2 separate regions of the Mus musculus genome follow, and region 1 is linked to region 2. The links are chromatin loops, found by intact Hi-C in ENCODE. Cell type or tissue: gastrocnemius. All regions are shown on one strand.

Evidence for each region. Peaks named below come from ENCODE experiments on the same cell type or tissue, not always from the same donor. Only the 100,000 strongest peaks of a DNase experiment are listed, where the experiment ranks them.
Region 1: a loop joins it to region 2, with 3 times the contacts of the local background. A loop is called at or near these places in 4 of 42 quality-filtered maps.

The regions. Positions count from the first base shown.
Region 1 is chr15:62,135,595-62,138,094 of GRCm38, forward strand. All of the region lies in intron 1 of Pvt1 (Pvt1 oncogene), which reads left to right. Among named protein-coding and RNA genes, the nearest start is that of Pvt1, 99 kb to the left of the region's middle. In gastrocnemius, no CTCF peak of the experiment used is centred here; DNase peaks (open chromatin) are centred at 1,521 and 1,946; H3K27ac peaks cover 1,165 bases.
Region 2 is chr15:61,986,129-61,988,628 of GRCm38, forward strand. It overlaps Myc (myelocytomatosis oncogene), which reads left to right. Exons shown (of 3, transcript NM_001177352.1): 2 at 1,379-2,150. The coding sequence starts at 1,394. Among named protein-coding and RNA genes, the nearest start is that of Myc, 2.0 kb to the left of the region's middle. In gastrocnemius, a CTCF peak has its summit at 1,000; DNase peaks (open chromatin) are centred at 327, 995, 1,613, 1,904 and 1 more place; H3K4me3 peaks cover 2,500 bases; H3K27ac peaks cover 2,288 bases.

The DNA of each region.
Region 1 (2,500 bases), 150 kb after region 2:
CTTATAAGAACAGCAGTTAATTGTGGCTGGCTTATAGGTTCAGAGGTTCAGCCCATTATCGTCATGGCAGGAAGCACGGCAGTATCTAGGCAGGCATGGCACTAGAGGAGATGAGAGTTCTATATCTTGTTCTAGAGGCAAACAGAAGAAGACTGGCTTCCAGGCAGCTAGGAGAAAGGCCCTAAAGCCCACCCCCTAAAGTGCCTGCCTCACTTCCTCCAACAAGACTATACCTCCTAATAGTGCCACATCCTAGGCCAAGCATATTCAAACCACCACAGGGACTTTGCAATCAACCACCTTCCCTTGCTTGCTGAATGAATTCAAACAAGTGACAATTTCCCTAGATGTTGTGAACAAACCCTCGGGCTACTTCCCATATATACCCCAGGGCCTTTGCGTATGCTCAACCAGTAGCAGTTTTCTTACTGCACGACATAGGCCAATCTACCAGCAGAGTTTAAGCAGAGAGATGGGTGTTAGGTGATAGCTGGTGGGTAAGGGACATCCCCTTCTGTAGACTCTTGGGTCAGTTTAGTGAGGATCCTTTCTCCTCCCATAACTGAACTGACTGGTTCTTTGTCTTTTGCTCTAACCCTGGTGATATCTGCTTCCCTAGCCTGTCTTCAAGAGGAATCTCATTTGATCACTTAGCCCAGCATACCTGTCATGAGTGATAGTTCTTCCTGGGGATTGTCTGCATCCTGACCCCAGCCTTCCCCTTGATCAGAAGAAGGCATTGGATCTCATTACAGATGGCTGTGAGCCACCATGTAGTTGCTGGGAATTGAACTCAGGACCTCTGGGCTCTTAATCGCTGAGCCATCCCTCCAGCCCTGCACTGTCAACCTCACTGGATTAAAAACCATTGTAGAGTTAATAAAGCAGGGCTTGAAAGTGTCTCTGAGGGTGTTTCAGAGAGGAATAATTGGGAGGATAAAACCCACACTGAAGATAGGCAGTACCATCCTTTAGCCTGTGGGCCTAGACTCCATAGAAGCCAGCCAGCATATTCTCTCTGTGTGTCTCTCTGTCCTTTTCTTTCTTCATTGGCATGAGCTGTGTGCTTCATTACAATCTTGCCACAATGGACTGACCACAAGCAGAAAATAGCATTTTTCCCTAATGTTATCCCAGGTACTATTTCACGGCAAGAATTAATAACCCCTCTAAATCTCCAACCGTGATGATCTCAAGGAAGTCCTGATCTGCTTTCCACAAGCAACACTAAGGCACTCTCTGGGTCTAGATAGCTGAGCTCCAAACAAGGACAGAGGGTTGCCATGCCCCTGAACACGGGGTCCTCTGCTCAGTTTTGAGATTCAACCATGGAATCATCACCACCATCCCACCCCTACCCCTCCCTTCCAGTGCATGTGGATGAGAGGGAGATAACCAATCATTTCCTACCTCCAGTTCATCCCTGTCTACCTACTCCACCCGCCTCCTGCCTCGCGCCTCTGAGTCTGGCCACGTGGTCTGCATCCTTTGAAAGGGGACACACTGCTGCTCATCGCCTGCCTGGCTGTGGTGGCTGTGGAGCAGGGACTGAGAATAAGCTTGTGTCCGAGGCAGCCCTCCAAATACAGCATGGCTAGGCTGACCTTTAAATAGATGGGCTCCGAGCCACTCAGTTCCTGGAAGTTTGAAGAAAGTCAGCCTTTAAAGTGATGCGCCTTGCAACCTCAGGAAAGATCTGTGTGTTTGCAAAGGCAGTAATTTACGGCTGCTTTTGCAATTCATGCTATGTGGCTGTGCAGCCGCTGGGAGCCAACATGCCAGTGTTAGGAGGGGAAAATCCTCAAGTATTTTAATATACCCCTGCTTGAAGCAAGATAAACATATGTATTGTACTTTGCGACAGAGGCGTGGTGAGGCGAAGGCAGAGGCCTGGCAAGGCATGAAAGGTCCTTTGAAGCTAAACTGTGAGGGTTTTCTTTCCTCCTTTTTTATTTGTAAGCAAAGCTGGCATGGGCGGATGATGCTGGGCTCTACTTGGCTGGAGAGCAACTAGTGGCTCTCAAGACCAGCAGACTGCCCCATCCCTCCCTAAGCCATAAACCACCAACCTCCATCTTGCCTCGTCCCACTAGAAATGATGAAACGGAGGTTGTTATCACCCTTGACATAGATGAAGGACTTTCTTCCAGGAAACTTTCTCCGTCTCGTATCTCACTTTGCAATCATGCAAAGGGAAAAGGGCTAATAAAGGTACATAGTATGAGCTTGTCATGGGGAAATGCTTTTGACAGCTCACACGGGGAGCCATGCTTCGATAAAAAGGGCTGATATAGCAAGATCATGAGAGCTAAGGCAGGATGCTGGAATAGGGCCAGAAGGAAGGAGTCCGCAGAGATGTGGGGACGGGCTCCGAAACTGAAATCCAGATAGCTGTGAGCTTGAGCGGGAATTGACAGATGTCAGTTACACATCAGTGTCTGCCTTAGATTTTACCTTGAAGTAGACTTCTCCCAGGGTCCTTGAGGTGGGAAACTCATAC
Region 2 (2,500 bases):
GGGAAGGGAAAAACCGGGATGCATTTTGAAGCGGGGTTCCCGAGGTTACTATGGGCTGACGCTGACCCGGCCGGTTGGACATTCTTGCTTTGCTACATTAATTGATATGTGTCCTTTGAGGGGTCAAACCGGGAGGTCGCTTCGTGGTGGCCAAAGAAAGCCCTTGGAATCCTGAGGTCTTTGGAGAAGGGATTACCTTTTGCGTTTGGGAGCGAGAAGGCTCCGTAGCTTCTGACTTACCAGTCTCTGAGAGGGCATTTAAATTTCAGCTTGGTGCATTTCTGACAGCCTGGGACCGACACGGAGGTGCGTCCCGCCCGCCAATCCCCGGCGGCGATCGCAACCCGTCCCTGAGCCTTTTAAGAAGTTGCTATTTTGGCTTTAAAAATAGTGATCGTAGTAAAATTTAAGCCTGACCCCCGCGGCACTAGGACTTGATGTTGGGCTAGCGCAGTGAGGAGAAGCAAAATTGGGACAGGGATGTGACCGATTCGTTGACTTGGGGGAAACCAGAGGGAATCCTCACATTCCTACTTGGGATCCGCGGGTATCCCTCGCGCCCCTGAATTGCTAGGAAGACTGCGGTGAGTCGTGATCTGAGCGGTTCCGTAACAGCTGCTACCCTCGGCGGGGAGAGGGAAGACGCCCTGCACCCAGTGCTGAATCGCTGCAGGGTCTCTGGTGCAGTGGCGTCGCGGTTTAGAGTGTAGAAGGGAGGTGTCTCTTATTATTTGACACCCCCTCCCCTTTTATTTCGAGAGGCTTGTGATAGCCGGAGACTGAGCTCTCTCCTCCAAGTCAGCAATCGGAAAGAAAAGCCGGCAAAGGAAGGAAGGGGGCGCGCTGGGGGTGGAGAAAGAGGAGGGCGGAGAGGGGCGGCGGCGCCGGCTGGGTAGGAGCGCGGCGACGGCGCGAATAGGGACTCGGACCCGGTCGGCGGCGCAGAGAGCCGGCACACGGGAGGGGGCCGAGCGACGCGGCGCCTCTCGCCTTTCTCCTTCAGGTGGCGCAAAACTTTGCGCCTCGGCTCTTAGCAGACTGTATTCCCTACAGTCGCCTCCCTCAGCCTCTGAAGCCAAGGCCGATGGCGATTCCTGGGCGTCTGCAGGGCTAAGTCCCTGCTCGAAGGAGGCGGGGACTCGGAGCAGCTGCTAGTCCGACGAGCGTCACTGATAGTAGGGAGTAAAAGAGTGCATGCCTCCCCCCCAACCACACACACACACACACACACACACACACACACACACACACACACACTTGGAAGTACAGCACGCTGAAAGGGGAGTGGTTCAGGATTGGGGTACGCGCTGCGCCAGGTTTCCGCACCAACCAGAGCTGGATAACTCTAGACTTGCTTCCCTTGCTGTGCCCCCTCCAGCAGACAGCCACGACGATGCCCCTCAACGTGAACTTCACCAACAGGAACTATGACCTCGACTACGACTCCGTACAGCCCTATTTCATCTGCGACGAGGAAGAGAATTTCTATCACCAGCAACAGCAGAGCGAGCTGCAGCCGCCCGCGCCCAGTGAGGATATCTGGAAGAAATTCGAGCTGCTTCCCACCCCGCCCCTGTCCCCGAGCCGCCGCTCCGGGCTCTGCTCTCCATCCTATGTTGCGGTCGCTACGTCCTTCTCCCCAAGGGAAGACGATGACGGCGGCGGTGGCAACTTCTCCACCGCCGATCAGCTGGAGATGATGACCGAGTTACTTGGAGGAGACATGGTGAACCAGAGCTTCATCTGCGATCCTGACGACGAGACCTTCATCAAGAACATCATCATCCAGGACTGTATGTGGAGCGGTTTCTCAGCCGCTGCCAAGCTGGTCTCGGAGAAGCTGGCCTCCTACCAGGCTGCGCGCAAAGACAGCACCAGCCTGAGCCCCGCCCGCGGGCACAGCGTCTGCTCCACCTCCAGCCTGTACCTGCAGGACCTCACCGCCGCCGCGTCCGAGTGCATTGACCCCTCAGTGGTCTTTCCCTACCCGCTCAACGACAGCAGCTCGCCCAAATCCTGTACCTCGTCCGATTCCACGGCCTTCTCTCCTTCCTCGGACTCGCTGCTGTCCTCCGAGTCCTCCCCACGGGCCAGCCCTGAGCCCCTAGTGCTGCATGAGGAGACACCGCCCACCACCAGCAGCGACTCTGGTAAGCTACCCCATTCACAGCAGGGTAGGAAGCGAGAGGTTGGATGGACCTCCTTCTCCACCACTCATTGGCATTAATTCAATTGGCCTCCGGGGCTCCCCCTTTCTTTCCCTTCTGTCTAAGAGCTCTTCATCCCTGGATTCCCGTGCTTCAGCTATCCCTCCCTCCCCTCCCCCCCCCCCCCCCAGACCGCCCTGGTTGTCACCCCCACCCCCCACCCTTCCCACCCCTCAGGAATTTCATTTGGGTTTTTAAATCTTCTGGCTTATCTTTCAGCTCCATCCACTCCCTTTACCCCTCCTAAGCATTTTAATTACCCTGGGAAGGGTGTGAATGAGGATAAAGGAACT